2 separate regions of the Homo sapiens genome follow, and region 2 is linked to region 1. A link is a loop called in an ENCODE intact Hi-C map of the cell type or tissue named here. Cell type or tissue: heart right ventricle. All regions are shown on one strand. Links, peaks and the distances in the headings refer to the core of each region. The heading gives the core; the rest is flanking DNA.

What was found. A loop is a pair of places that touch in the nucleus more often than their neighbours do. Peaks named below come from ENCODE experiments on the same cell type or tissue, not always from the same donor. Only the 100,000 strongest peaks of a DNase experiment are listed, where the experiment ranks them.
Region 2: it touches region 1 in a loop (10-fold over the local background); 2 of 110 quality-filtered maps call a loop at or near these places.

What each region holds. Positions count from the first base shown.
Region 1 is chr15:70,783,602-70,794,650 of GRCh38, reverse strand. No RefSeq gene overlaps it. Among named protein-coding and RNA genes, the nearest start is that of UACA, 26 kb to the right of the region's middle. In heart right ventricle, for the core only: no CTCF peak of the experiment used is centred there; no DNase peak of the experiment used is centred there; H3K27ac peaks cover 286 bases.
Region 2 is chr15:70,861,577-70,872,625 of GRCh38, reverse strand. It overlaps a transcript of LRRC49 not described here. Among named protein-coding and RNA genes, the nearest start is that of LARP6, 13 kb to the right of the region's middle. RefSeq lists enhancers at 819-1,376, 1,377-1,932. In heart right ventricle, for the core only: no CTCF peak of the experiment used is centred there; a DNase peak (open chromatin) is centred at 4,591; H3K27ac peaks cover 4,037 bases.

The DNA.
Region 1 (11,049 bases), core at 1,345-9,344:
TTAGAGGAAGCAAGATTGTGAGACCGATGTAGGAAAGAAGCTCCCACCAACCGATGGTGAGGACTCTGCAGCCCCAAACCCTGACAAAACTGAGCCATGCCTAATTGTGGCCTAGATTGTGGATGTGTGCCTGCCCACCAAGAGGAAAGCCAGAAACATGCCTGCATGGATAGAAGGAGATTCCCTCTTAGTTGAGCGGTGAAGGGGTGTGGGAGAGCAGGGAACCATGCATGACACACCATGTGTCTCTTCCCAAAGGGGAGAAGCCCCTGTGAACCTACCTCAGGGGTCTGCTTGATGAGGCCCACCCTATCCTACTCTTTGTCCTTCATTCGACAGCATTTGTCAAGCATCCACCATATGTCAGGTCCAAGGTTCCATGCTAACTGGGGAAAGTGAGGCAATCAAGCAGCTTATCTAAGGTTTATCCTCCAGCCTTGTTAGTAGAAGAGCTGGAAGACAATAGTGTGAGGGCTCTCACTCCAGAGCCCTCACACTTCACCTCTATGCCAGATGTTTGAATGAAGGGAAGTTCTCTTAGGTGTTTCCCAGGCTTTGTCCAGGCTGCCTGCAACGTCTGCCCGTGGGATCTGACTTCCCAGCAGCTGGGATCAGCCAGCCTACAAGAGCAAGCAGAGCACTCCGAGAGTCTCTAGTGGGGTTGCCTGGCCAGTTGGCTCCTGGTCTCAGCAGACTCCTGCTGGTGGTGCGCAGGCTGGGTATTTGTGTGGACAAGGGAGTGTTCACCTCCAGTTCTCAGGACAAACAGTGCCACACCAGCTGGCTGGGATGTCTGGAACTGGTGTTTCCACTCAACAGCACAACCCAGATTTAGGTTCCTAAAACGTCCTAAGCAGCCGCCCTCTTGGATCTTTAATCCTTCCTCCTGTGCCCTTCCTGCCACCTGTAGTCTAAATTTAGTGACAAGCACAGCAGAGCACCTTCTGCCTGGGCCACTTTGGCAGGTCATGGATCCACTAATGAGTGTGCACATGTTCCATCTCTTCAGGGTTACCCATACGGGTGAAGAGCTTCTAGGGGAGCCCCACAATTATCTTCCTGGTAGGGTCTCCTGCCCTGTGAGTTTTCTTTTTTCTTTTTCTTTTTTTTCTTGTTTTTTGTGTGTTTTGAGACGGAGTCTCACTCTGTTGCCCAGGCTGGAGTGCAGTGGCAAGATCTCAGATCACTACAACCTCTGCCTCATGGGTTCAAGGGATTCTCCTGTCTCAGCCTCCCAAGTAGCTGGGATTACAGGCATGCACCACCACACCCAGCTAATTTTTGCATTTTTAGTGGAGGCGGGGTTTTGCCATGTTAGCCAGGCTGTTCTCAAATTCCTGACCTCAGGTGATCCGCCCGCCTCAGCCTCCCAAAGTGCTGGGATTACAGGCTTGAGCCACCACGCTCGGCCTAATTTTGTGTCTCATATTCTTGACTTACCATTTTTCGAAATAAGTGTTCTCTAAGTCTCTATTTCAAACTGTCGAACACCATTTGTTAACACAATATTTCATCATTTCAACATGCCATGACTTCTTCACCATTCCTCTGTTCTGGAAGTGTAAGTTGCTTCCAGTTTTTGTAGTTATACAACTCAATGATAAGCATCCTCATGCCTAAATCTGTAATGACATTTAGAATTACTTTCTTCAGATTGATTTCTGGAAGTAAGATTATAAGATAAAAGGCTATGAACATTTTTAAGCATTGTGATCTTTCATGCCATAATATTTTTTGAAAGAGCTGGGTCATCTTACATGATTTCCTCCCAGCAGTGCAGGGAGTGAATAGGCAGCGTTTCTTGTGTGAGTGAAATCAAGTTCAAAAATAGAAAGAAAGAAAGAAAGAAAGAAAGAAAGAAAGAAAGAAAGAAAGAAAGAAAGAAAGAAAGAAAGAGAGAGAGAGAAAGAGAGAAAGAGAGAAAGAAAAAGGAAAAAGGAAGGAAGGAAGGAAGGGAGGGAGGGATGGATCAGGTTCACCGGCAAATTTTAGCCTAAAGGGACAGGTCAAAAAAGGGAGAAAGTGAAGCTTTACTTCTTGCAAAGAAACAACTTTTATGAAACGGTTATGGAAATGACAGCCTATTGAGACTTATTCCACATCAAATGAGGAAGTCATCTCTTCCTCTGCTCTCCTCCCTCGGCAAATCCTCTATCCACTTCTCCTAGAACACAGGGGTAGAGCAGTGGCACCAGCCAGCTTCTTGGGAACAGATGGCTCTGCTCATCATAGTCATCATCCAAAAGGCAGAAACATACTAGTAGGAAGAGACCTTAAAGATTCTTTGGTCCAATCCCTCCCTTTATCAGATCAAAGTCTAGAAGAATGAGGTGGCTTATTCAAGAAGTGATTCACTGCTAGTTTATGGCATTCCTGGGACTAGTACCCATATCTCCGTTCACATTTGATGACAAATAAAAACAGTTGGACTTGATCTGAAGGCACAATCCTTTTATGCATGATTCCTTGCACACATGTATTCTTGTATTCGTGTTTCCCTTAAGATTTGAGGATGTGGCTGATGTCACACAGTTGTCTACAGGCTTAGAAGATTAAAAATCTGATTTAATAGGTTTCGGAGTGTCCTGGCTGATTGGTCGTCCTGAGTGAATGGTTTCTCATGTCTTTGCTAATTTTCTGGATGCTCTCAAAGGAAGTTAATTAACCTGAGGCCTCCATCCAGCTGTGCTCCAATTCAACTGATCTTGAGGTATGCCTGTCAGGAAGAGAATTATAACATGTAGGTATGAAGCTTTCTCCTTTCATATATATTGGGACACCTGAAATGGGTTGAACCTCAGACATATCCTTGCTGTTAAAAACTTAATCATTATTCAAAGCTGAGTTCAAATCCCACCTTTTGCAGGGAAAAAAAAATCTATTGAACCACCTAGGCTAAAGTGTTCACTTTGTTTTCTAAATTCTAGCCATCTATGCCAGTAGTTTGAACAAACTCTATTTGAGCATGATGGTTTTTAACTTCAAAAAATGTTCACAGAACCTGCATAATTATTCTTTTAGCATGTATGTATGTATGTATGTATGTATGTATTTTTCCTCACGTTTATTCATGCAAATAGCACAGGAGGGCACCAGCCCCAAGCAGACAGCAGCCCAGAGGTCACACCAGTCCTTCTGTACTCATTCTGGCAGACACAGGCCTCTACTCGGGAGCCTTCACGGCTGCCTGAGCACCTTTGGGAGCCTGAGCTGGAGCCAGAACTGAGGCTGGAGCTGAAGCCGTGGTCTGAGCCTTGTTTGGAGCCTTGGCCTTTGGTCAGCAGAGCCTGAGACACCTGGCAATGTGGGCATGAGCACACTTTCCAAGCCTGGGGTGGGCACTGCAGGCAAGTTGATGGGGCTTGCAGCTGACACCCTTTACGATCTTAGGCTTAACCTCCTTGGGTTTTACAAGGACCTCAATAGCCTTGGCTCTGGTACTCATGAGCATTGCTGGCCTGCATCTTCTTCAGACCCTTCTTGTTGTGCTTTGAAGCACATGTTCCTCAGGAACTTGAGGTCCGTCCACCCCCTTAAGAGATTCACATGTTTGTGATCAGGGTTTATTTATACCTTTTTTTTTTTTTTTGCCATTTGGGGGACTGGTTGTGTGTGGTATGGTTCATGGAATTGGCCATGTCTGTGTTATAACCCACAGCTTTAAAGCTCCTGGGACAGGAAGAGTAGCATCTGTCTTAAATGTCCACGATTAACAAAGGATAGCATGAAATCCTAGGCTTTTAAGAGGCTATATATTTTGCCAATCACAACATACATTTGAAAAATAAGTACAATAGTCCCCCCATTATCTGTGGGAGACACATTCCAGGACCCTCTATGGATGCCTGAAACCTTGGATAATACCAAACCCAATTGCCATCAGTTGAAACATGTTCTGTACATGTCTTCCACCCACAAAAATTAATGTCTTTTCCATCTAAACTAGGCACTTACCACACACTGTGGCAGTAACTTTTGCAGTTTGGTGTGTGACAGCCAAACTAGTACAAACTCCTTATCATGGTATTTTTATTTTTTATTTTATTTTATTTTTTTTTTTTTTGAGACAGAGTCTTGATCTGTCACCCAGGCTGGGATAAGTGGCACAATCTGGGCTCACTGCAACCTCCATCTCCCAGGTTCAAGCGATTCTCGTGCCTCAGCCTCCTGAGCAGCTGGGATTACAGGCATGCACCACCACACCCAGCTAAATTTTTTTGCATTTTTAGTAGAGATAGGGTTTTGCCACGTTGGCCAGGCTAGTCTCGAACTCCTGGCCTCAAGTGATCCACCTGCTTTGGCCTCCCAAAGTGCTGGGATTACAGATGTGCGCCACCATGCCTGGCCTTTATCATGGATCTAAACAACCTCATCATGCAGTATCTTTTCTTTCCTTATTAAGTGGAGAACTTTTATCTTTTCCCTCAAAGGAAGCACTTGATGCCTTCTCTTTGGCATACCCAAATTGCCAGCACCACTACTCTTTATGCTTTGGGGCCATTAAGTACAGTAAGTCCTCACTTAACATCATCAATAGGTTCTCAGAAACTAGGACTTTAGGCCCGGTGCCATGGCTCACGCCTGTAATTCCAGCACTTTGGGAGGCCAAGGTGGGCGGATCACCTGATGTCGGGAGTTCGAGATCAGCCTGGCCAACACGGAGAAACCCCGTCTCTACTAAAAATACAAAATTACAGGCATGGTGGCGCATGCCTGTAATCCCAGCTACTCGGGAGGCTGAGGCAGGAGAATCGCTTGAACCCAGGAGGCGGAGGTTGTGGTGAGCCGAGATTGCGCCACTGCACTCCAGCCTGGGCAAGAAGAACGAAATTCCATCTCAAAAAAAAAAAAAAAAAAAAGAAACTAGGACTTTAAGTGAAACAACATATAAGGAAATCAATTTTACCATAGGTTAATGACACAAACAATAGTTAAGTTCCCTCAGCATATTTCTGGTGACAAAACTGTCATCAAACTTCTAAATATATGCCAAACTACTCATATTAAACCTTACAATAAATGTGAGCTATGCATGTATTTAAGAAACATTATTAAAAGCAAGTAAGATAATTATTTACATTCTTATTGCAGTTCAGAGCCATGGGTAGCTGGAGCCTGTCCCAGCAGCTCAGGGTGCAAGGTGGGAACCCACCCTGGAGAGGGTGCCATTATCTCACAGCGTGCAGCCACACCCACACTCACACCCACACTCACTCATCCTGAGATGAGGTAGACATGCAAATTCACCTCATGTGCATATCTTTGGGATGTGGGAGGAAACCCACGCAGACATGAGGAGAACAAGCAAACTCCACACAGATGTCGGCCCCAGACAAGAATTTATTTTTTTTTTTTCTTATCAACATTATAACAGAGGCCGGGTACAGTAGCTCATGCCTGTAATCCCAGCACTTTGAGAGGCTGAGGCAGGTAGACACTTGAGGTCAGGAGTTTGAGACAGGGTTCTCTACTAAAATTACAAAAATTAGCCAGGTGTGGTGGCACGTGCCTGTAATTCCAGCTGCTCCGGGCTGAGGTAGGAGAATTGCTTGAACCCGGGAGGCGGAGGTTGCAGTGAGCTGAGATCATGCCACTGAACTCCAGAACTCCAGCCTGGGCAACAGAGTGAGACTCCAACTCAGAGAAAAAAAAGAAAAAAAAAAAGGACAACGTTATTCAAGGCCTTGTTATCCTGTAAAATAAGAGTCACTTGAACCCAAGCACCGTGATACGTGACAGTCGTCTTATAACAGAGATGGCTATCTAGTGACTAACGAGCAGGTAGTGTCTGCAGTGTGGATCCACTGAACACAGGGAGGGTCCACATCCCAGGCTGGATAAAGTGGGACAGTGCACATTTTAAAACTCATGAATTGGTTATTTCTGGAATTTTCCATTTCATATTTTCAAACCTTGGTTGACTGTGGGTAACAAACATCAGAAAGCCAAACCATAGATAAGTGGGGAGGAGACTACCATTTGAGACATGTCTGAGTCATCTTACAGATATAAGGATTTGTGATGCTTAGCATAACCCATAGTTTACAAGAGGTCTAGGGTCCAAAGGTTGGGAACCACTGACCTATTGCATTTATTGACAATGAATCACAGTCCTGGTGATGTTGCTTGCAACTGTCACCTAACTCTTCAGGTCTCACCATCTCCCTCAATTACACTGAATCTTTCCTGAGGACAGGAACGTCCACTTATATGCCTTTGTACACCCACAATGCTAATGGACCCATCAATTAAGGACCATTAATTGAGCACTACCCATGAGGAGGACACTGAATTAGATTCTGTGGGAGGTAGGAAGTGCAGAGTCCAGTTTCTGCCCTTCAGATCTCACATCTGGTTAGAGATATGGCAAATGCCTTTGAGAAATGAGGTAACAATTTAATGGCTAAACTTCAGAGTGAAAGAGAGGTTATGGGATAGATTAGGAAATGAGTTGAACAGATGCTGACTGCTATGAGTACAGAAAAGGAGGAGTTAAGAGTATGCTGCTGAGCTGGAAAACTATGTAGAGGGGTTTGAGTGTGTGAGCCTGAAAAAGGATTAGTACTCAGGCACTTCTTTCAACTCCTGGAAGGTGCTCAGAGAGTAACTGAACAAATACATGCATAAGAGAAACACTTTTGGTCATTTGCTCCAAGATAGGCACAAAGTGAAACCCTTACTTTTTTTTTTTTTTTTTTTTTTTTTGAGATGGAGTCTTGCTCTGTAGCCCAGGCTGGAGTGCAGTGGAGCGACCTCAGCTCACTGCAACCTCCGCCTCCCAGGTTCAGTGATTCTCCTGCCTCAGCCTCCCAAGTAGCTGGGATTACAGGCACCTGCCACCAGGCCTGGCTAATTTTTGTATTTTTAGTAGAGACAGGGTTTTGCCATGTTGGCCAGCTGGTCTTAAACTCCTGACCTCAGGTAATCCACCCGCCTCAGCCTCCCAAAGTGCTGGGATTACAGGCGTGAGGCAATGCATCTGGCTGTGAAACCCTTACTCTTAAAGAACAACATTTACTCTGAAACATACAGAAGTCAATTTTTTGAAGGTGGCAGTGGATGAAGAGGAGATGTGCCCTGAATCCCATGATCTCTTAAGATGTCGCTGGGGTCCAGAAATTGTTTAGGTGAAACTTTCACAGAAGAGAGCACTGATGCTTCAATAGTGAAGTGAGTTGGCCAGGATCATACAATCAGTTAGTTCGCAGCAGAGCTGGGACTTGACCTCTAAGAGCTGGACTTCAGGGCTAGTGTTCTTTCCACTTGATCTTGTTACTCCTAGAATCCCCTCCTTTTTCTTGAACTTGTCAAAACAATTTGTCTAAAAGGAGTTTGCCCAAGCCGAATCCATTACACCACCCTGTTCTAATTGAAATGCTAGACTGATCTTTATTCGCTTACTATCTGAACAGGCCTTAATTAGAAATTAGGAGCAACGCCTGGGTCCTGGCCAATGCCTCAAAGAAACTGTATTGGCACCCGCAATGCTAAAACCATGGTTGTTAAAGACAAACTGCTAATTACAAAATCCAAACCACTGCTTTGTGGGTTGTGGGGATCTCAAGAGAGTGGGTGGGAGATGGGGCCAATTCTGGAGGGGCCTCCTTTATTGCCATTGATTTTTGGCCACAACAGAGAGCTGCCTCCTTTTTTTTTCTTTTTTTTTTGAGACAGAGTTTTGCTCTTGTCGCCCAGGCTGGAGTGCAATGGTGCAATCTTGGCTCACTGCAACCTCTGCCCCCCAGGTTCAAGCGATTCTCCTGCCTCAGCCTCCCGAGTAGCTGGGATTACAGGTGCCTGCCACCACGCCCGGCTAATTTTTCGTATTTTTAGTAGAGATGGGGTTTCACCATGTTGCCCACGACAGGCTGAGCTGCCTCCTCTTGGATGCCACAAACCAATTAGGTTGGGAACCCTTCCAGGGAAGCTGCCTCCATCTGGGAAATATTTGGGCAGCCTGGGTGATCTGAAAAGTCACTGGGGGGGATTGTGCGGTGGCTCAGGCCTGTAATCCCAGCACTTTGGGAGGCCGAGGTGGGTGGATTACCTGAGGTCAGGAGTTTGAGACCATCCTGGCTAACATGGTGAAACCCCGTCTCTACTAAAAATACAAAAAATTAGCCGGGTGTGGTGGCAGGTGCCTGTAATCCCAGCTACTCAGGAGGCTGAGGCAGGAGAATCGCTTGAACCCAGGAGGCGGAGGTTGTAGTGAGCCAAGATCATGCCATTGCACTCCAGCCTGGGCAACAAAAGTGAAACTCTGTCTCAAAAAAAAAAAAAAAGAAAGAAAGAAAAAGAAAAGAAAAAAAAAAATCAACCCCAAATCACCAGATCATCTATGGGCTGAAGTCAAGCTGCTGGGTTAGTCTGTTCCATTAAGAAGTAACTGGCAAATTATCTGCCAAGAGATCGTGGTCTCTCCTGCATAGTTTTCTTATCTCACTGATAACTTACTTTATCATTATGAAAGACTCTACACCTTCATGCTTCCTCTTCCCTGAACTTCCCCAACCAAACCTTGCCCTCAGAGCCATAATTCATTAATTCACTCACTCAACACATTTCTATGCAACACGTCTTATATTCCAGCCATTGAGCTAGGTGCGTATAGTGTAGCCACTGCTGATATTGCCTACTAGGTGATATGGCTTCCACCTCTAACTCTACCTCTCACTGTGTGAAAGGCAAGACATTTGCTTTTCTGGTCCCTCTCCCTGCCCCTCTGGTTCAATCTCCTCACCTATAAGGTGATGGAATTGTAGAAAATGGTTCCTTTTGATTCTATCTGTATCCTTCAGGGTCCGGTTAGGAGACAGCAATCACACAGTATTTGGAACAAAAGTTTAACATAAAAAATTATTAACTAGGGCCAGGCGTGGTGGCTTTCGCCTGTAATCCCAGCACTTTGGGAGGCTGAAGCGGGCGGATCACAAGGTCAGGAGTTCGAGACCAGCCTGACCAACATGGTGAAACCCCGTCTCTACTAAAAATACAAAAATTAGCCGGGCGTGGTGGTGCGTGCCTGTAACCCCAGCTACTCAGAGGCTGAGGCAGGAGAATGGCTTGAAACCTGGAGGCAGAGGTTGCAGTGAGCCGAGATTGAGCCATTGCACTCCAGCCTGGGCGACAGAGTGAGACTCCATCTGGGGAAAAAAAAATTGGCTGGGCGTGGTGGCTCAAGCCTGTAATCCCACCACTTTGGGAGGCCGAGGCGGGTGGATCATAAGGTCAGGAGATCGAGACCATCCTGGCTAACATGGTGAAACCCCCGTCTCTACTAAAAATACAAAACGTTAGCCAGTCGTGGTGGCAGGCCCCTGTAGTCCCAGCTACTCGGGAGGCTGAGGCAGGAGAATGGCATGAACCCGGGAGGCGGAGCTTGCAGAGAGCTGAGATCGCGCCAGCCTGGGTGACAGAGCGAGACTCCATCTCAAAAAAAAAAAAAAATTATTAACTAATAGCAGGCAGTTAGCTATTAAAGGGTAAAGTGAACTCTGAAGAATACAGGACTAGCAGATAGAGGGAGCAGCTTAGGGTCCACCCTAGGGCTGAAACAGAGAACCCAAGAAAGGGACAAATTTGGAGAGTCTCCATCCCGATGCAGAGACAGAGACCTTACAGAGAAGGTATAGCTGTCACCAATGAATGGTGGAGGGAGTTGCTGGGTGTGACAGACTGGGGTTGGCAGGCAAGAACCAGGACACTTGTGGAACTTGCCAGAAGCTGCCTGTGGGGTTAAAGTGAAACTTGCTGAGGGTGAGTCCCACCCTTGACCACAGGAGAGCCACTGGAGGAGGAAGAAAAGAAAGCACCTGAGAACCAGGAAGAGAAGCCCCTTTCTCCTGCAGTATCCCTCCAGAACCCTCCACTGACAAAGCTTAACATTATGTCATCAGGTGAAGAGAAATGTTTCTGGGATTCAGCACCAGTATCACAAGCACGGGAAGTGAGGAGGAGGTGTGAAGATGGGAAGTGATAAATCGATAACCAGCATGCTGTCATTCTATACTATATGATTCTTTGAAATTTAACCTTAATGTATGAAAGAAGTGCGTAAGTTGTGTTGTACAGGTTAGATATGATCTTAGTCTGTTCTTCTACACCTTCCTCACCTCTATTCCTCAATAATTAACAAATTTCTTCAGAATGAAACCAATCTTGGCTAGGATGGCATTTCACCTCAAAACTTTAAACATGTCATAATCATGTACATATATGATCATATATCTATATTGTATATATAATTATATGATTAGTATAATAGTTACATAATAACTAAACATCTATACCAAGGACAGAGGTGGGTCTAAGCTTCTAAAAGAATAAATAAAAGATGCCAAAGATTTCAATATGCTTCCTGATGACAGCAAGTAACTTGGAGGGGAAATAAGATCCAGTGAAGTCAATATCAAACCAAATATTATCAAAAATCAGCTGAGTGACAGAAAATGTGATGAAAGTTTACAGGAGGGAAAAAGGCCCATAGGCTGAAATGGCCAAAGAAAGATTTGTGCCCGGCAGTAAAATTAGCGAAGAATGTTTAGCAATGGGTAGAAGTTGTATGTAAAGTGCAATGGGAATAGGCTAAGATGTGGCTACAGAATGAGAAACATAGACTAACTGGTCCCTTGGCTCTGAATTTGCTAACCTTAGGTTTGAACTGAGCCAGTCAGTTGCAGATGTGTTATGCGCATAGGACAGATGCCAGGAAGATGAGCATGCATGACTTCAAAGACTTGCTGGATCCTGTAAGGCTTTGTTGAAGGAAACATCATTCTACAGACTTCTCCATCATTTAGATGAACCTGTGGTTTCCATATCAGTGGACTAAGCATTTGGTAGTATAGAGGATTTGCTGCTATAATATTCAACTTCTGCTCTTCACATTGTTTAAGTGAAATATTGAAATACCGGCCGGGCACAGTGACTCACGCCTGTAATCCCAGCACTTTGGTCCCGGCTAATCACTCACTCGGGAAGCTGAGGTGGGAGGATCTCTTGAGCCTGAGAAGTCAAGGCTGCAGTGAGCTGTGACTCCACCACTGATAC
Region 2 (11,049 bases), core at 1,333-9,332, 78 kb before region 1:
ACCCTAAAGCGTATCACAACTTTATCTTTGACATCATCTCAAGCTTCTAAACCCAGTCCCAGAACCGGACCCTTTGGAAAGTTACTTCCCAAGCACTTATTCCCTAGGCTCATCTCTTAGCACCAATATGAATGTTTTTTCAGTCATTCAACAAACCAGGGATAAAACTAAGTACCTCTCCCTCCCCCTCGCCCTCCCCCTCCTCCTCTCCCTCTCCCCTACGTCTCCGTCTCCCACTTTCCGCGGTCTCCCTCTGATGCCGAGCCGAGGCTAGACTGTGCTGCCGCAATCTCGGTTCACTGCAACCTCCCTGCCTGATTCTCCTGCCTCAGCCTGCCCAGTGCCTGGGATTGCAGGCGCGTGCTGCCACGCCTGATTGGTTTTTGTATTTTTTGGTGGAGACGGGGTTTCGCCGTGTTGGCCGGGCTGGTCTCCAGCTCCTGACCGTGAGTGATCTGCCAGCTTCGGCCTCCCGAGGTGCCAGGATTGCAGACGGAGTCTTGCTCACTCAGTGCTCAATGTTGCCCAGGCTGGAGTGCAGTGGCGTGATCTCGGCTTGCTTCAACCTCCACCTCCCAGCCGCCTGCCTTGGCCTCCCAAAGTGCCGAGATTGCAGCCTCTGCCCGGCCGCCATCCCGTCTGGGAAGTGAGGAGCGTCTCTGCCTGGCCGCCCATCGTCTGGGATGTGAGGAGCCCCTCTGCCCGGCCGCCCAGTCTGGGAAGTAAGGAGCGCCTCTTCCCGGCCACCATCCCGTCTAGGAAGTGAGGAGCGTCTCTGCCCGGCCGCCCATCGTCTGAGATGTGGGGAGCGCCTCTACCCCCCCGCCCCGTCTGGGATGTGAGGAGAGCCTCTGCCCGGCCGCGGCCCCGTCTGGGATCTGAGGAGTGTGTCTGCCCCACCACCACCCCGTCTGGGAGGTGAGGAGCGTCTCTTCCTGGCCGCCCCGTCTGAGAAGTGAGGAGCCCCTCCGCCCAGCAGCCGCCCCGTCTGGGAAGTGAGGAGCGTCTCTGCCCGGCAGCCACCCCGTCCAGGAGGTGGGGGGCAGCCCCCGCCCGGCCAGCCGCGCCGTTCGGGAGGTGGGGGGCGCCTCTGCCCGGTCGCCCCGTCTGGGAAGTGAGGAGCCCCTCTGCCCGGCCGCCACCTGGTCTGGGAGGTGTGCCCAACAGCTCATTGAGAGCGGGCCATGATGACGATGGGGGTTTTGTCGAGTAGAGAGGGGGGAAATGTGGGGAAAGGAAAGAGAGATCAGATTGTTGCTGTGTCTGTGTAGAAAGAAGTAGACATGGGAGACTCCATTTTGTTCTGTACTAGGAAAAATTCTTCTGCCTTGGGATGCTGTTAATCTATAACCTTACCCCCAACCCCGTGCTCTCTGAAACATGTGCTGTGTCCACTCAGGGTTAAATGGATTAAGGGCGGTGCAAGATGTGCTTTGTTAAACAGATGCTTGAAGGCAGCATACTCGTTAAGAGTCATCACCACTCCCTAATCTCAAGTACCCAGGGACACAAACACTGCGGAAGGCCGCAGGGTCCTCTGCCTAGGAAAACCACAGACCCTTGTTCACATGTTTATCTGCTGACCTTCGCTCCACTATTGTCCTATGACCCTGCCAAATCCCCCTCTCCGAGAAACACCCAAGAATGATCAATAAATACTAAAAAAAAAAAAAAAAAAAACTAAGCATGGCAGAATCAGTCCCTGCCCTCAAATATCTTGCAGCATATCTAGAAATTCTTAAAATAAGTTGCAATCATTTTTTAGTTACAATTTGATTCCCAGTGGGGAAGAAATTGAGATGATGACCTTGAAAGGGTTAAGAATTACCTACTGCTGGCTGGGCACGGTGGCTCACACCTGTAATCCCAACACTTTGGGCGGCCTAGGCGGGCAAATCACCTGAGGTCAGGAGTTTGAGACCAGAATGACCAACATGGAGAAACCCTGTCTCTACTAAAAATACAAAATTAGCTGGGCGTGGTGGCACATTCCTGTAATCCCAGCTACTCGGGAGGCTGAGGCAGGAGAATCGCTTGAACCCAGGAGGCGGAGGTTTTGGTGAGCCAAGATCACGCCATTGCTCTACAGCCTTGGCAATAAGAGCAAAATTCCATCTCAAAACAAAACAAAACAAAACAAAAACAATTACCTACTGCTTATACCAAATGGTCCTGTCTTGAAGTGTATCACTCTTTGGGATTGATACAACTTCACATGAACCTCAAGTGTCACAAAAAAAGTGGTAACCAACTATAGTGCATTTGCTCATGTTTCTAAAAATGGTAAACCACAGTTGAGCTAGTGTGATACTGCAGCAGAATTTTTATGACAAAGTGTGGGCTGCTCTGCAGCAATCCCTCCCAATTCAATTTGCTGATGACTCATCCATTCCAATCTTCATGTTTATAAATCAATGGAGAAAACCATGCTCTATATCTTTTATTCTGCATCAGTCTTTGCTGTTGGAATCCTCTTAGCTTAGTACAGAAAAAGAATTTTGCTTGGACACATTCCAAACTTAAATTGTCCTCTGGATTTTGTACCAAACTGAAAGAAACCAAAGAAAACCTCTCAGTTTCTGAAGCTCAGAGTGTCAGAAATAAGAGGGTCTGGATGTAGGGGCTAGTGAGCAAATAGGAAACTTTGCACTAAATAATTTTTTTTTTTAGCTGCAGCTCAAGATTTTAATTTTAATATTTTTCTGTTAATAAAATCAGTAATAAACTCAGTGTGGGAAGCTGATTTTAAAAAAGCAAACACGTACAAATAAGCAAATAAAAATCACCTGTTAATTTAGGACGCAATTGCAAAGAGGAGAAACCCACTTTCACTAGCTCAAGGCAAAAAGGGAGAATATTGGAAGCATAACAGGGACAAGGGTATTACAGTTTAATATTTACAACCTCTCCCCATTGCCTGCTTTTTAAGAAGGATTTGTGCCTGTGTGGGTGGGCTGCTGCATGTGTGTGCTGGTCAGCTCCTGGGCCTGTATTGTACTGACAGTAATCGCTGATAAAGCAGCGGATCTGTAGTAGCCTCCTCTGCTTGCACACAGCCTAAAATGCCCACCAGCCCTACTTAAATATATGTACATTCCACAGCTGTCTAGCCCTAGTTTCTGGGTTTAGCAGTACAGTGTTTGATAGACACTCACTAGTAGGTTCACCCTGGATCACATGTCCCTACAGCCAATCGCCTACCACTGAAAGGGTGGGATCATTTGGTTTAAATATGGCAGTCTAAGAAGCTCCTTCCAGAAGAGGGGAGGCTTTGAGTGGGATAGATTATTTTAGAAGATTAGGCAGGGAAGAAGTGAATGGCATCTATAGAACAAATATAATACTATCCAGAAATCATTACTGTTAACATGTCAGTGTGTTTCCTTAGTTGATATGCTGTTTGTAGAAGTATATATGTATTATATAGTTGATAAATGATAAATAAAGCTCTGTGACCTGAGCTTTTCATGTATTATAATAATCTATCATAAACATTTCTTTTTATCATTAAAATTTTTTTTCCAATTACTTTAATGGTGGCATAATACTCCACTGTAGAGATATTATTATAATTGATAAACTACTGAATATTCATGTGATTTCCAAGTATCTATCATTTTACATAAAGCTGCAATAGACATCCCTATACTTTAATCTTTGTGCTTATTTCTGATTATTTTCTTAGAGGTACCTAGAAGTGGGATCAATGCCTACAAATATTTATTTACTGCCAATTTGTTTTCTAAAATGTTTATACTAACTTGTACTACCACCCACAATGATTAGATGGGATTATCTCATCTTAGCATCAGCTCTTACCTATTTAGAAAAACGAAACAAAGCATGACACTGAAGCTTGTCACTGTATATAGTTTTTGCCTCTCCTGTATATTGTATTCAATTCCACATTTGGGGTGACCCAAGTTTAAAGCTGAGATTCTTATGGTCCCCAGACCAGTTGCATCAGCATCACCCGGGAACGTGGTAGAAAAGCAAATTCTCAGGCTCTACCCTAGACCTACTGAGTCAGAAACTCTGAGAATGGGAGCCAGAAATCTGAGTTTCAACAAGCCCTTTGGGTGATTCTGATGCATGCTCAATTTTGAGAGCCACCAGTTGAAAGCATTGAAGAGTTCTGCCTAAGCCCTCACAGTGTTTCCCCAATTTTGAGTGACCAAATATCATTTTCTTGGCCCTGACCATTTATAAGGGACAGTGTGATGTAACATAAGTATAAGGGATTTTAGTTTAGAGGGCCTGAGTTGTAATAATTGGATGGCTCCCTACTGGGTACGTATCCAAGCGCATGTCATAATAACGTATTACACTGTCATAGCTTACATTTCAAGGTGAAAATTTCTCTATATCATTTAGCCCCAATAGAACACTGGAAGGAAGTTTTAGCTAAGGTTACCCCAGATGTTTCATGGTTACACAAGAATACAAAACAAAACATGTTTTCCCCACAGAATGAAAATACAATATAAGTTTTCTTTAGCAGCTGTGGCTGGAGATTGCAAAATGGAATAGTCTGGCCACCCTCCAAGCCATTAGCACCCCCCTCCCTTTCCCCCAAGGGTGAAAGACAATCAAGCCAAAGAGAAGGAAAAACACTCTGCTCTCAACTTGACAGCTAATACCCAGAAACGGAGCTGCCGGAGCATCTGCGATGTGTCAAAATAGAGATGACAGAGAGGAGTACAGAGCACCTCACCCCACAACCTCTAGATCAGACTAGTCCACTTTGAATGGCTCTCAGAAGCAGGACCCCAATACTCATCTCAAAGAAATGCGTGACAAGATTGCAGGCATTGTGGTAGATGTGGTAGAGAAAATTGGGGAGCAAAAGTCTTTCCAGTGCCCTTCATATAGCACGCCAGCAATGACTGTCTTTTTCACCTGGATTTAATAATGCCCCCACTTCTGAGACTGTTAAGGACTGTTAGGCCCATGGCATCTTCAGAAGAGTGCAGGGTGGGATAATGGGAACAGCATAGATTTGGAGTCTGACAGTGTGAGGATAAATCTTTATGCACTTCCATATCCCAGCCGTATAACCTTTAGCAAGTTACTTAATTTTGCTGAGCCTTAGTTTTCTAACAATACCTCACTGGGATCATTGGGACTTGGGACTGCTGCAAGGGTTAAATGAGGTCATAGGCCAAGAACACAGTAATTGCTCCAAAAATGGCCATTCCCGTCATCTCTTGGACAGTACTTTGGTGTCTTCTTCACCCTGATGTGAAGGACACAAAAAATACTCTGTTGATGCTCAGAAGAAAAAAACAAATCTCATCATGCATTTCAAAACTTCTTCACAGGAAGTTCTTTTCTTCTCTATGCTCTTGTCTTTCAGTCTTTCTTTTGATACTTCATGGTGCCCCTTACAAGCCTCTTTCTCTGGAGAGTGTCTGATATGAGGATTCCCGTCACAAAGGCAGGCCTACATGACTCAGCACAGTTCTCAAGTAGACCTTCTTCCAAAGAGGGTGAAAGGAATGAGAGAGCAGGCATTGAGATGTGCTGTCTTCTGCTTGGACCTTGATAGCCTTGGGCAACTTGGCCATCAGGATTCCGTTCCGATCAGCCTCCACTTGAATTCTCTATAATCAGGTACCCAATGCTACATTAAGTCCATTACCAAATCTTTAACCCCAAAGACTTTCCAAAGGCCAGACTTGGCCTTGAGTCGATCTGGAGTTCAGGCCAGGTTCATAATTATACCTTATTTCAACTTTCCAACCCCAATCTCTACTTGGCCAATCATTTAATGACCCTGGGGGATTCAAATCTGGAGAATAAGGCAAGGACTGAATGAAATTGTGTTAATTTCTGTCCAATTTAGTTAAATTTTCTTAAGGTGTGATTGATTTCCTTAGGACCTTGGTATATGGTCCAGTGCTGCTTAGCCAATGGGTTAAGTATCTCCAGATTCCCAGATATTTTTCTACCCTTATCTATATCCCGTCACTGCATGAAGACCCTGAGGACTTAGAAGTTAAGGTCTTAATTTGATCTTGAAGATGATTTAAACTTCTGGAGTCTCATCTGTAAGGCCAGGACAGTTGCACAGAATGTTTGTTAAGATTTCCATGCAGAAACCTAACCTAATAAGACTCAGTGAACAGGGGTATGGAAATTACCAGTGGGCTGCAGCCTCACTATTTAAACATGTCTTAGTGGCCGGACGTGGTCGCTCACGCCTGTAATCCCGGCAATTGGGGAGTCTGAAGCGGGCGGATCACGAGATCAAGAGATGGAGACCATCCTGGCCAACATGGTGAAACCCCATCTCTACTAAAAATACAAAAATTAGCCAGGCATGGTGGCACACGCCTGTAGTCCCAGCAACTTAGGAGGCTGAGGCAGGAGAATCACCTGAACCCGGAGGCAGAGGTTGCAGTGAGCCAAGATCGCACCACTGCACTCCAGCCTGGGTGACAGAGCGAGACTCCATCTCAAAAATAAATAAATAAATAAATAAATAAATAAATAAATAAATAAATAAATACTTTACATGTACCAGAACTATGGGGATACAATGAGATTAGAGTAATGAGAAAGATATACATGTCTCTGCCTTCATGGAGTTTACTGTCTATTGGGAAATTCAGATGTTAAACAGAGTCAAAAATATGATGCATATTGCAAGAGTATAAACACAGGATGCTATGAACCTACTTATTAACCAAGTGTGGCTGCATAATATCGGATTATTCATTTTAAAAAATGTTTCACTCTATGCCTTGCAACCATTCAAGCAAATATCCAAGTCCATACCTCCTTGCCTCTAGGGTGACCAATTCATCTTGGCTTGCCCAGGATTTTCTTGGTTTTGACACTGAAAGTCCCATGGCCAGGGAAAACTCTCAGTCCTCAAAAAACCAGACAGGTAGGTTATACTTCTTGCCTCAGGGAAAGTCTGGGGCAGAGTTCTCTGGCTTTTGTTTTCAAAAGCCTAAATTCTTTAGGATAACGGACATGAATCCTTCAAAAATTCAATGTCATGAAGCAACAATAACAATATAAAATGGTGAAGGGACTATTCTCGATGTAAATAAATTAGAAGGACATAAACATCAAATGCAATGTGTGACTCTAAATTGGATCCTGGTTTTTGTTCTGAAGCATAATGAACATTCTTGGAATGAAACATTTTGGGGAAATGAATATGAACTCGCTATTAGATAATTTTACGGAACTATCAACAGTTTTGTTAGACGCAACCATGATATTGTGGTTTTGTAGGTGAATGTCTTTCTCTTTAGAAGACAGGCTGAAGTACTGAGAGGTGAAAAAAGATGGTGATAAATTTTTAACGATTTTTGAATTCAGTAGAGTGCATAAGAATGTTCATTTTATTATTATTTCAACCTTTCTGTATTTACGAAACTAATACAAAGTTTTGGGAAAGAAGCCAGTAACCACTAAGCAGAATAGAGATTTGGGTTAAGAGAAATGGCCAGGCATGGGGCCCACACCTGTAATCCCAGCACTGTGGGAGGCCGAGGCAGGAGGATTGCTGAAGGACCCAAGTTCAAGATGAAAGAAACTTGTCCCTGAATTGGAAAAGGCTTCTTCCAGAATGGAAGCAGGAGAAAAAAGGAAGAAAATGACTGTGCTGGTGGTGTTGACTCTAGGCATATGGGGTTATAGAGGGCCTAGCAAAGATCCTAGTGCCCCAAATTTGGCACTGAAGCAGCTAAGAGAGCCCTGACTTAATGATATGGACATCTCAGTTGCTAGATTCCCGGATACACAGATGACTGATGAACAGACACCTGGAATTTTGACCCTAGCCCAAGTTATGAGAAGAACCCAAACTGAAACTGAGATTCCATTTCCATCACCCCAAAGAGTTACATTTTCTCCACATCTGAGTTTATGGACAGCATTGAATGTCCCGTACACTAAACTGGCAAATCCAGAAAAGTTCCCCTGAGTGATATCTTAGCTAAAACCTGAAAGATTAGAAGTTTGCCAGGTAAAAAGGAGAGAATAAGCATGTCACGCATCTGAAACTGCACGTTTAAAGGACAGAAGAGTGGTGCCTTCAGATAAACTAAGAGAAATTCAGTATGGCCAGAGCAGAGGGAGTGAGGGCAAGATGGACATGAGATGAGGGTGGAAAGGCAGCCTGGAGCCAGAATGCTCTAGGCCTTCCAAATTAGGCAAAGGAAATCACCCACACCTCTCCCCTTGGGAACTCCAGGGCCCTGCTCTTCCCTCTCAATGCCTCATCCATCCTGGTGCCCATGCCTCAGGGCCTCTCGGTGTCTTTAGAATGTGCAGTCTGGGCTACAAATTAGAAGTCATCCTGATTAGGCACCAAGTTCTTGCTGTAAAAGTGATGACAAATGGAGAGAAACTGAGTCTGTCACCCATTCTGGGGGGAGCTCTTTCCACTTGAGCCCTTTTACCCACTAATGTTATTAATACACAAACCTAGCCCCTCAAACACTGCCCAAGTATCTGTGGACATTCCCCGGGGGTGTCTCATGTGTGTTCATAGACGAATCTAGCTAGTCACCACCTGGTGTCTGCATGTTGTCCCTCCTTTACTGCCCCAGCCTCCTCTGCTAGACTATACCCTATCCAATGGGCACTACAGGCACTTCCCTGGGCACAACTGTGTCCACCAGGCACCAAAGTCTCCTCCTGCAGCTGATGAGCAGCACAGAAGGTGCCAAAGCTGTGAGATGTTATTCTGAGCAGTGGCAAAAAATGCCTCCCCTCGTGATGTGCACCCTCAGATAGTGGGATCCCAAAGTCATATTCCTTGTGCTGAAATAGTTTATAGGGGTTATAGGAAAACAGGCTTTTCAGTTTTCATGTACAGTCCCCCTAGCTTTCCACAGGGCTCAGATACATGACCACAGAGGTTGGGTAGCAGGGCCTTGGCCCACAGGCAAACAAACACATATCAGACGCTACTCTGTCCCCCAAATCACTCATCTTTTCTGACAATGGAGGCTTTGTTAGTGAGTCAGGCTTGTGGTGCCTGGCTCCTATTTCTCTGGGATGACTATTCTTCTGGGAGGAGCTTCAGTCCCTCCTGTAGGGATTTTTGAATCTGCTAACTGGTTCTCTGAATATGCCAGATATCTGAACTCCAGCAGAGGTCATAGTTTGGGCTCCTCCTGGGACCCACAGCTTTTGTCTGTCTTCTATTAGACCAGAATACTTGAGAAAAGGATGGGGTCTTGTTTGCTCTCATATCCTTGAATGGTGGCATGGGCCTGGCATGTAGGAGATGTTCAATTTGTTGTTTTTATTGAAAGACCATCCCATACCTTCGGTCAGTGGCCACCAAACTTCAGCTTGATGGAAACCACTTGGGAGATTATTAAATACACAGATTTCTAGGCTGTATCTTCAGAGATATGACTCATTTGATCTGGAGTGAAGATGCAGGACTATACATTTAAATAAGTTCCTTAGTAATTCTGATGCCCGTGGTCCTTGAATTTCAGTTTGCCTCTACCTTAGGCAGGCCTGAACCAGGGCCACTATTGGCACAAAGGACCACTTTAGCTCATTTGTGAGAATTAGAAATAGTTACCCTTTTCCCCTCTAGTTGCACCAAGTCTGAGGCCAGGGTGACAGCTTGGTGAGCAGAGTTTAGGCAGTCATTTCATCCCTTTATCCCCTATGCCAAGCATCCTCGTGCTGTGTACAACCTGAACAATTGTTTGCAGCAGGCTGGTCTGATGCCTGCTCCTGCTAAGAAATAGTGCACATGAGAAATGCATCTTTGAGTCACCCAGTCCCTCAGTAAACTCTAGGAAGATGCTGGGGTTGAATTGTGCTGGTTACTTGCACCTGGAGATCAGATGAACCACTAGCCTGAGTCTCCAGACCTGTTGGGAGGAACCTGAAAAATATGGCTTGAAAGACCGAACACAGAGGTTCTTGAATTTTGCTGCATGTTGGAATCATTTTGGGAGCTTTGAAAGCTAGGTATAATGCCTGATGCTTAATGTCTAGGTCTTAACCCCAGAACTTAATTGGTAGGGCATCAGAATTTTTTTTTTTTTTTTTTTTTTTTGAGACGGAGTCTTGCTCTGTCGCCCAGGCTGGAGGGCAGTGGTACAATCTCAGCTCACTGCAACCTCTGCCTCCTGGGTTCAAGCGATTCTCCTGCCTTAGCCTCCTGAGTAGCTGGGACTACAGGCACGTGCCACCATGCCCAGCTAATTTTTTGTATTTTTAGTAGAGACGGGGTTTCACGTTGTTAGCCAGGATGGTCTCGATCTCCTGGCCTTGTGATACGCCCGCCTCGGCCTCCCAAAGTGCTGGGATTACAGGCGTGAGCCACCGCGCCCGGCCAGCCTCAGAATTTTTAAAAGCCCCCCAGGTGATTCTAAGATTCTAACATGCAACTTAAGTTGAGAATTTCTGACCTAATGAAGCCCTCACCCTGATCAGGGAGAAGCATTGACTGCTGTGTGTCTTCCTGGGGAATGGAGGACCAGGGTGGGCTCGCCCTTCAGGCCGGAGTAGGCAGCTGGCTCTCTTGCTATGTGTGGTCCAGCTTTGTGTAAATTCTTTAGGTTTTCCCTCAAGAAAAAAATGAGTACCTGTGCCTGTGTTTCTTAGAATTTCTACCAATCACTTTCATACCTGCTGTTACTGATCACTCGCCTAGATCTAGTCCTTCTTTCACCCTTCTAAAATAAAACCCATCTATTTTTTCTTTTTAAGACAGAGTCTCACTCTGTCACCCAGGCTGGAGTGCAGTGGTGTGATCTTGGCTCACTGCAGCCTCCACCTTCTGGGTTCAAGCAATTCTTCTGCCTCGGCCTCCCGAGTAGCTAGGACTACAGGCGCACACCACCATGCCCGGCTAAGGGTCTCCATCTATTTTTAACTTGTGACATTCCTCATCAGTTTGATAAACCAGTCCTCCACAAGACATAAATGGCAGGTAAAGCTTGAATATACTTTCCAAAGTATGTGTCAAAACAATTTGATAATATGCCACAAAGAAATTAATATTATGAGAGCAAGACGTTATCTTTAAATGGTGGGACCCAAACTGGGGATGTT